2 separate regions of the Homo sapiens genome follow, and region 2 is linked to region 1. Evidence: chromatin loops called from intact Hi-C (ENCODE). Cell type or tissue: breast epithelium. All regions are shown on one strand.

What was found. Peaks named below come from ENCODE experiments on the same cell type or tissue, not always from the same donor. Only the 100,000 strongest peaks of a DNase experiment are listed, where the experiment ranks them.
Region 2: it touches region 1 in a loop (10-fold over the local background); 1 of 110 quality-filtered maps calls a loop at or near these places.

Annotation. Positions count from the first base shown.
Region 1 is chr2:238,114,829-238,119,828 of GRCh38, reverse strand. It overlaps ESPNL (espin like), which reads right to left. Exons shown (of 9, transcript NM_194312.4): 5 at 2,795-2,926. Among named protein-coding and RNA genes, the nearest start is that of ESPNL, 17 kb to the right of the region's middle. In breast epithelium, no CTCF peak of the experiment used is centred here; no DNase peak of the experiment used is centred here; H3K27me3 peaks cover 1,850 bases.
Region 2 is chr2:237,587,471-237,592,470 of GRCh38, reverse strand. It overlaps RAB17 (RAB17, member RAS oncogene family), which reads left to right and starts at 1,737. Exons shown (of 6, transcript NM_022449.4): 1 at 1,737-2,004. It overlaps RAB17-DT (RAB17 divergent transcript), which reads right to left and starts at 1,311. Exons shown (of 3, transcript NR_187201.1): 1 at 1,204-1,311; 2 at 440-599. In breast epithelium, no CTCF peak of the experiment used is centred here; DNase peaks (open chromatin) are centred at 784, 1,340, 1,610 and 2,010; H3K4me3 peaks cover 2,576 bases; H3K27ac peaks cover 2,547 bases.

The DNA of each region.
Region 1 (5,000 bases):
ATCAGAGAAGAGGAGGCACAGCAACCCCTTGGGGAGACAAAGGGTTTGGGGGGTGGAGGGCGATGACACCTTCCAGTCCTCAGTCCCCTCACCCGAAAAGAAGGGCCAGGTGATTTCAGAACACCTTCCTGAAGGGATGACCAGTAAAAGAGGTGTGGCAGAAACCGAGCTAGGTTAGAGGGATTTGTCACAGTAACTGCCCCAGGCCTCCCCTCCTCCAGCTCCCCTCCTCCATCCACCTCCTCCATCCACCTCCTCCATCCATTCCTCCTTCATCCACCTCCTCCATCCACCTCCTCCATCTCCCCTCCTCCACCCACCTCCTCCATCCACCTCCTCCATCCACCTCCTCCATCCATTCCTCCTTCATCTAACCTCCTCTCCTCCACCTCCCCTCCTCCATCTACCCTCCTCCATCCACCTCCTCCATCCACCTCCTGCATCCAACTCCTTCATCCACGTCCTTCATCCACCTCCTCCATTCACCCTCCTCCATCCACCTCCTCCATCCAACTCCTTCATCCATTTCTCCTCCATCCACCTCCTCCGTCCAACTCTTTCATCCATTTCTCCTCCATCCATCCTCTTCCATCCACCCTCTTCCTTCCACCCTCCTCCATCCACCCTCCTCCATCCATTCCTCCTCCATCCACCCTCCTCCATCTCCCCTCCTCCATCCATTCCTCCTCCATCCAAGGCCTTCATCCACTTCTCCTCCATCCATCCTCTTCCATCCACTCTCCTCCATTCACCCTCTTCCATCCATCCTCTTCCATTCATTCCTCCTCCATTCACCCTCCTCCATCCACCCTCCTCCATCAATCCTCTTCCATCCACTCCTCCTCCATTAACCCTCCTCCATCCACCCTCCTCCATCAATCCTCTTCCATCCATTCCTCCTCCATTAACCCTCCTCCATCCACCTCCTCCGTCCAACTCTTTCATCCATTTCTCCTCCATCCGTCCTCTTCCATCCACCCTCTTCCTTCCACCCTCCTCCATCCATTCCTCCTCCATCCATTCCTCCTCCATCCACCCTCCTCCATCTCCCCTCCTCCATCCACCCTCCTCCATCCATCCTCCTGCAACCACCCTCCTCCATCCATTCCTCCTCCATCCATTCCTCCTCTATCCACCCTCCTCCATCTCTCCTCCTCCATCCACCCTCCTCCAACCACTCTCCTCCATCCATTCCTCCTCCATCCACCCTCCTCCATCCACCCTCTTCCATCCACCCTTCTCCATCCACCTCCTCCATTCACTCTCCTCCATCCACCTCTTCCATCCATTCCTCCTCCATCCACCCTTCTCCATCCACCCTCCTCCATCTCCCACCATCCACTCTTTTCCATCCACCTCCTCCATTCACTCTCCTCCATCCACCTCTTCCATCCATTCCTCCTCCATCCACCCTCCTCCGTCCACCCTCTTCCATCCACCCTTCTCCATCCACCTCCTCCATCCATTCCTCCTCCATCCATTCCTCCTCCATCCACCTTCTCCACCCACCCTCCTCCATCTACCCTCCTCCATCCATTCCTCCTCCATCCACCCTCCACCATCCATTCCTCCATCCATTCCTCCTCCATCCACCCTCCTCCATCCATCTGCTGCTCCATCTGCCCTCCTCCAACCATCCTCCACCATCCATTCCTCCATCCATTCCTCCTCCATCCACCCTCCTCCATCCATTCCTTCTCCACCCACCCTCCTCCATCCAACTCCTCCATCCACCCTCCTTCATCCATCCTCTTCCATCCATTCCTCCTCCATTCACCCTCCTCCATCCATTCCTCCTCCATTCACCCTCCTCCATCCATTCCTCCTCCATCCACCTTCCTCCATCTATTTCTCCTCTGTCCACCTCCCCTCCATCCACCCTCCTCCTTCCACCCTTCTTCATCCATTCCTCTTCCACCCATCTCTCCTCTGTCCACCCTCCAGAGCTCTCCCCCCTCCATGTATCCCTCTCCTCATTTTTCACTCCTTTGGCCTCCCTGCCCCATTCATTCCTCCTCTGTCTGTTCCCTCCCCATCCATCCCTTCCTCTGCTCACCCTCATGCATCCACCTGCTTTTCTGTCCATTTGCTCATTAGTTCATTCAGCAAACACTTGTTGAGCTCTGTCACGTTCTAAGGGCTGGGGACCAGTGGGATAGACAAGATCCGTGTCCTTACAAATGGGGAAATGAGAGGCTGTGGGGTCCCAGGCTGAGAGACGAGAGCCAGGGCTGGAATCTGCTGCCTTCCGGCTGCTGCAGGGCTGTTGGCCGCCTTGCGATCACCTCTGGGAGGTTCCGTTCCCACTCCTGGGGCTCCTCAGTCTGACATACATCACCCACATCACCCACATCACCCACGAGGAACTCTGGCCACCGAGGCTCTTGAGTCACAGATGTGGTCTCTGTGACCCAGACGAAAGGCATGGCCTGGCCAAGTTCCAGCCACAAGCCCAGGCCGGGCCCTGGCCACAGCCATGGCCCCAGGCCCTGTCACATGCCCTCTGTCCTGACCCCTGTTACAGCCCCTGTCCTTGTCACAGCCCTGGCCCCACCCCTGTCACAGCCCCTGTCCTGGCCCCTGTCACAGCTCCTGTTACAGCCTGGCCCTAGCACTGGCTGCCCTGTGGCGCCTCAGTCCTGCCCAGGCCCTTGCTCCTGGCTCCAATGCCATGTATGAGTTGGACATGGTGAGCTTCCCAGCTGACTATGCTGCAGGTTCAGCAGTGGGGTCCTGGCTGGGGTCTGGGCCCACCCCCCATGCCTCCAGGGCAGCTGGGGACCCTGAGCCTTACCGGCTGGGCCACCTCCCGCAGGTACTGGGCGCAGTCCCGGTGTCCATGGTACTCCGCCAGGTCTGCCGCCGTGTAACCATCTTCATCCCGCAGGGAGGGGTCCACGTGGTGGGAGACTAGGGTCTGGCAGCACTGCAGTGAGGAGGGCACACATGTGACCCACCACGACACAAACCAGGTGCCCATGGGACTGGCCCTGTGCGGGCCGCTCCCCTGCCCCATGGCGCAGGCTGCCCTGATGCCCTTCCCAGCAGGGGCAGGACTTGAATCTGGGCCGTGGGGTGCCAGAGACCTGCCTAGGAGCCCCCGAGCCTCATCCCACAGCCACCCTGTCCTGGCCCAGACAGTACCAGGCACTGCTTATGAAGCAGTGCTGAGCTGACAGGCATCAGGGTGCCCCGTCCAGACCCCTCACAGCTGCCATGGCCCAAGTGTCAAATGCAGAACCAGTTTCCATGTTTGCCACCCTTGGAGGTGTGGATCAATGCACGTGAAGAGACGAGGCTCAGAGAGACAAGCAACCGGCCCCTGCCCCAGGGACTCAGGGCTACTTCCTGCCACAGCCCCACTCTCCGTGGGACCATCCTCCTGGCCCAATGAGGTTCCCCCCTAGTGCCTGGAGCACCAGCTCATGCCTGACCAAGCCGCTCACCACCTTTGCCAGCCACACTGCATGCTCCTACCCAGCCAACTTGGGGCCAGGACCCTCCTGTCTCCTTGTACCTGATGGGCTCTTGTGATGGGAATGGGGAGGAAGAGGGGAGGGAAGGAAGCTGGGGAGGGAGTCCACAGGACTGGAAGGCTAGAGGACATCTTGGCCTGTGAAGGATTCAGTTGGAAGAGGGACGGGGGACCTCAAGAATGAATTCTGTACTTTATTCTGTAAACATTTCTGTGTCTCTTTTGTAGTACCAGGGAAACACAAAAACGAACTCGAGTTAGGCGAACGCTGTGTTCACAAAACTGTGCCTTTGACCCAAATGTATCTCTGAGATAGACCAGCTGGGCCTCAGCATCTTTGGGTGACACTGAATTGAACTAAGTAAGAAGTTGTGAGACCCTTGGCCGGGCGCAGTGGCTCATGCCCGTAATCCCAGCACTTGAGGAGGCCAAGGCGGGTGGATCACCTGAAGTCAGGAGTTCCAGACCAGCCTGACCAACATGGTGAAACCCTGTTTCTACTAAATACAAAAAATTAGCCAGGCGTGGTGGCGGGCGCCTCTAATCCCAGCTACTTAGGAGGCTGAGGCAGGAGAATTGCTTTAAGCCAAGAGGCGGAGGTTGCAGTGAGCCAAGGTGGCACCACTGCACTCCAGCCTGGGCAACAACAGTGAAACTCCACCTCAAACAAGTTGTGAGACCCCAAAGGAATTTTCAGCTCCTCTCTGGACTGCAGTGCCTCACCTATAAAAGGTGCAATTAGTGTTCATTCTCTACAGATAAATACAGGTTCAGCATGCATGTGGAGCGGCGGGTGTGCCATGCCGTGAGTAAATACAACGTGACGCTGTCGTGTGTGGCAGGGGGCCTGGCAGCGAAGTCCAGTGGCCTTGAGCTCATCTGGCTCTGTGACTTGCTGGTCAGAGAACTTGGCCAGCTAACTGGGCCTGTCTGTAAAGTAAGGACACCTGCATTGATCTATGGTCGGCACCACCAGCCTCCCTTGCCCCGGCCCCTACCGACACTCACCTGCGCAGCTAGCAGGTCAGCTTGAGACCTCGAGGGCGAGTGCCTTGTCCTGGGGGAATCCTCTGGAGGGCTTCCTTCCCCTCCCTCCTCTGCCCTGAGTTCCATGGCCTCCAAGGTGGCCACAGCCTGAGGAGGCCACAGCGCCACCAGGGGAAGGTGGACAAAAAGATAGAGCCCTGCTCCCTGGAATCCCTGCAGGTCCGAAAGACCAGTGCCAGAACCGCCGCAAGATCAGCTCCAGAACCGCCACAAGACCAGAGCCAGAACCACCGCAAGACCGGAGCCAGAACCGCCGCAAGACCAGCGCCAGAACCGCAGAGCCACAGGGCTTGTCACTGCCTGAGGATGATGACCCTGCGCCTCTAAGCTGCAGACTGGGGTGTCTGCTCACGCACTGCCTGCCTTCCTGGGTGCCGTGCTGCCCTCCAGAGAGTAAGCAGCTCAGCCCGGGGGCCGCCGGCTCTGGCACAAATATGCAACCCTGGTCGTGGTGCGAAAGCTGCCACCCATAGCGTGG
Region 2 (5,000 bases), 530 kb after region 1:
GTCTTTGAGGGGTTTTCGCCTTCTAGGGAGTCGGGACCCTCTCTAACATGAGCGATGGGCTGTGACATAATCACAGTTGAGCTTAGCTGATTCCAAAACTCCCTTCTCCACACAAGGCCTGGCTTTCAAACCTGTTGTCTGACTGTAGGTACAAACCTCCCATTTTGGGTGTAAAAAGCTGGTTCTTAACCATTTTGTCTTTTTAATTTTTTTTTTTTTTTTTTTTTACTTTTTGAGATAGTTTCACTCTGTTGCCCAGGCTGGCATGCAGTGGCATGATCTCAGCTCACTGCAACCTCTGCCTCCCAGGTTCAAGCAATTCTCCTGCCTCAGCTAGGATTATAGGTGCATGCCACCACACCTGGCTAATTTTTTTTTTTGTATTTTTCATAGAGATGAGGTTTCTCCATGTTGGTCAGGCTGGTCTCGAACTCCTGACCTCAAGTGATCCGCCCAGCTCGCCTTCCAAAGTGCTGGGATTCCAGGCTCGAGCCACCGCGCTGGCCTCTTTTTGCATTCTTGCTATAAAATTGGTATTTGTATCTTCCTCCCATTCTGCGCTCCCCCAACCCTGCAGGAAGGTGGATTCTTCAAGGGAACTGGAGAGAAGAGAAGCACATTCATGTATTTCCACATTCAGCCTCCATCTCACGAGTTACACCATTCCCAGCACGTCACCACCCCCAGACCTTTGGTTACCAGCCTGGGGGCAGAGGATAAGGACGTCATTCAAAAATAGAGAGATTCTCAAGCCTCCAGAGTGCGGGGGCCCAGCCGAGCATGCTGGCGGCTTCCAGGGAGGTGGCCACGCCCCAGGGGAAGTGGTTGCATGGAGGAAGAATCTCAGAGGAGGCTTGGACGTGGTAGAGCAACGCTAGTCCTGTGTTAGGACTGGCTAGTCCGTCCTGCAGGGATGAGGGGCAGAGCCTCAGCAGAAGTCCAGGCCAGTGTCCCCCCTCCAGCATAAGAGCCCCCCACTCCCACAGGGCGGAGGAACCACTGTGGTGGCGGAGCTTATTTCCCAGCAGCCCCGCGGGATGAGACCCAAACGAGAAGTTAGGGTGAGTTTGGAGGACATAAAGTGAGCTGGCTTCCCGTATACTGGCTGTGTGGAGTAATGTTCACGGCAACAGATTTCCATCTCCTCAGCCTCAGGCCCAACCCTGCTACCCCAGCCATACTCAGAGGCTCTGGAAATCTTACCTGGAGGAGACTCTTCTGTTACCACCAAGCCAGGAAGTTTCATGGCTTGGGAAGACCAAGAGGAAGTCCACCTCCCCCTCTCCTGCACCTGGAGTCTCCCATGTGCACGGAGGCCACGCCCCCACCCCGCCCTCAGGTGGCATCAGCCCAGGATCTGACCCTGGACTGGCTCACACTCAGTTGCCTCTGGCCAGTGCAGGGCTCAGCCAGGGATGGCTTCTAGCTGACAGTGGGAGGAATTAATTCATCTGACCGGAATATTCTTTTCTCTTCTGGGCTGTTGGTTTTTCAAGTGCAACAAAGATTCCATACAGCTCCAAGGAAGGAGCCAAGAAAAACATTCTGTGCCAAAGTGAGATCCTGGAAGTGAAACCCCGGAATAAAGCTGAAAAACGGGCTCCAGTTGGGTGCCAGGAAATGCAGGACTGGAATGTGACTTGACTTCCGGCAGCGCGCAGGTGCTCCCGGGTCACCTGCTTTGAGGTCCAGCCTCCTGCCCTGCCTCAGGTGACCACATGACCACTGTGGACTTTGCCCTGAAACCTTCTGGGAGGAGAAGAGGCCTGACCTTGGCGCTGGGGTCCAGTGGGCATTGCTCTGGTCCGAGGCTGCTGCTCTTGACCTCTGCTCTGCGGCTGTTTTCCATTGGAGTAGAGGCTCCTCCTGTCCTGTCCTGCCTGTGGAGGGAAGCAAACCTTCCCCTGGACCAGAGAGAGGAGAAAGCGGAGACAGGTAGCAACGCTGTGGACTGGTGATGACAGGCTCTTCAGCTCCCTGCAAGTGACCGGGCCTGGGGAACAGGTGAGTCATTGTTTAAACCTCTGTGCCCTTTGTGGAGTGTCTGCCTGTGTGTGTGTGTGTCTCTGCTTCTCTGTGTGTGAGTCTCTGTGTGTCTGTGTGTGTGCTCACGTGTTTGTACCCATGTCTGTATTTGTTTGTGTCTGTGCATGTGCCCATGTGTGTATAATCAAAGGACAAAGCTGGGGCGGAGACTTCCTAGTTCAGATTTCTGATGGCTCACTAAGTCGGATTCCCAGAAGGAGATTCTTATTTGCATTTTTCTTCGGGAAAGTTCCGGTTTTAAGGTCTTGAAAAAAAAAAACACAAAAAACTTCTGGTAATGAGAAGAACTCTTAAAGAAATCCATTTCAAATGACATCAACATTCCCAATTTAATACCCAGTGATATCTAGGAAGCTTGTCAGGTTTTCTTGTAAACTCCTTTTTACAATCTACATTGTGTTTTCTGTATCAGATGGCTGTATTCTGAATGCAATGTACAGGTGTACCTCTCGTAATCTCAATATTCTTCACAGGCCCCAGGCAAGGGTGACACAGGATCACAGTTGCCGATAGACTCATCAATCAGACCCTTCCCTGGAATGGCCCCTTCCCCGCAAAAAAGACTAATGTGGGATTTGCTCTCCGTTTTTTTTCCCTTTAGTGGAAGGGAGGTGCAAGAGATTAAAAAGCCCCAAGTTAAGATTACTAGAGAAGCGCCAGTCTTGAATATGGTGTTCCTGAAAACATCTTTGTCTTCAACAACCTAATAACATCTTTCACTACTAATAACCCCATCTTGATTAAATTCTGGAGGTGGGGGTCAGGTGCCACACTTTTAATTTTCTCTTTGGACAGAAGGCTCCAACCTCTCATTATTGAAAGCTTACAACACTCAATCACACAAAAAGTTATATAAGAAAATGTTTACTGCAGTCTTATTACAGAGAAAAAATTAAAACTAAGTAAAAATCCAGTATTAGGAAAATGGTTCAGCAAGTTGAGATAGTTGTAGAAATGTTATATGTCCATTAAACATGATTTTGAAGCAATGTGTGAGACTGCCTTTGGTATTAAGTATTTCTTACCCATCGGATAATAATTTTATGTTAAAACTATGGGTTTTGGTTTGTTTTTAGGAGTCATAGAAAAAAACTAGAAGTAGGCAAAAATACCATTTGTGGTTGTATTACGGGGGTGGAGTTATGGGTAGCTGCTTCTTTTATATTGACACTTGTATGTTTATAGTAAAATAACCTTTTTTTTTGGAGACAGATTCTCGCTCTGTCACCCAGGCTGGAGTGCAATGGTGGGATTTTGGCTCGCTGAAACCTCTGCCTCCTGGGTTCAAGCGATTTTCCTGCCTCAGCCTCCCGAGTAGCTGGGATTACAAGCGTGTGCCACCACACCCAGCTAATTTTTGTATTTTTAGTAGAGATGGGGTTTCACCGTGTTGGACAGGCTGGTCTCCAACTCCTGACCTCAAGTGATCCACCTGCCTCGTCTTCTCAAAGTGCCTTTACAGGCATGAGCCACTGCGCCCAGCCCAAAAATAAAATAACTTCATTAAACAAAGAGACATATCATTGTCAAAGGAATGAGACGCCGGCATCCCAGTGGTCATGGTGCATTCCTTCAGAGTCCACCTGTTTCAGTTAATTCAGACATGTTTCGGGCTACAGATTTTTTGACTTAGGAAAGGTTTTATTAACCTATGCAAATAAATAGCAAAGAGAACTTGAAGGGGTATCTCTGTTTATTTTAAATTATTTTTTATTTCAATAGATTTTAGGGGAACAGGTGGTATTTGGTTACAGGGATATGTTCTTTAGTGATTTCTGAGATTTTGTTGCACCCCATACCAGAGCGGTGTACACTGTAGCCATTGAGTAGTCTTTTTTCCCTCACCCCGCCCCCGCTACCCTTTCCCCTTCCACCAAAGGGTGGAAAGTCTGGGCCGTGCCTTGACCTCTGAGAGCCTGTCCCCAGCTGACTTGAGCGGATCATCTGCTGGACTAAGTTCCCACCCCAGGCACTCTCACTGTGCCTCAGATGCTGTCTTAGTCTGTTTGTGCTGCTTTAACAGAATTCCTGGGACAGAAATGTATAAAGAACAAAGATTTGTTTCTTATGGTTCTGGAGGCTGGGAAGTCCAAGGCCAAGGGGTCTACATCTGTTGAGGGCCTTCTTGCTGTGTCATCCCACAGTGGAAGGTGAAAGGGCAAGAGAACACGCAGGCTTGTGGATGTGCAAGACGCAGCAGTGTTAATCTGTGCTGGGCGTGGATTAACGAGGGCAGAGTCCTCATGACCCAACCCCCTTCCATTAGGCCCCACCTCCTAGCATGGTTGCACTGGGGACTAAGTTTCCAAATCTGCTTTTTGGAAGATCCATGCAAACCATAGCTGGCCCCAAGAAATCATCCTCAATCCAGGTGGATATTTCAAAGCACAGGTGCTGTGTTATGTGCTCTTCATGCTTGGCCTCATTCATTCATTTCTTAGGAATTAGTACTTACTATGTGCTAGACACTGTTCCCAGCTCCAAGGAAAACAGAATTCTAGCAGTGATTCCTAGTCTTGGCTGCATACTGAGATCACCTGGAGAGCTTTTCTTTTTCTTTTTCTTTCTTTTTCTTTTCTTTTTTTTTTTTTTAAGAAACACAGATGGAAAACTTAATGTTATGTTTTTTATCCGTCTCTGAAGCCAGCATCATACTTGATGGTGAAACTTGAGTATTTCCAGCTAAGATGGGGTTCCAGGCATGTTTGGGATAACCACCCGAGTCTACTATGTGGAACCCTTCTTCTCTGATGGGTAGAGAGCCCTAAACCCTCCTGTTCTGGACTCCATGACTCTCAGTCACTTTCTCTCTAGAACGATCTTCTTGGTATCTAGGACTCAGTCCTATTTGTTTTGAGATTGATTCCAAACTTGATTCCCTCCCCTCTTATCCCTGCAGGGCAGACCAGACCAGTCTGTGGCCATGGCTCCTTACTGGCGGCAGTGAGGGCATG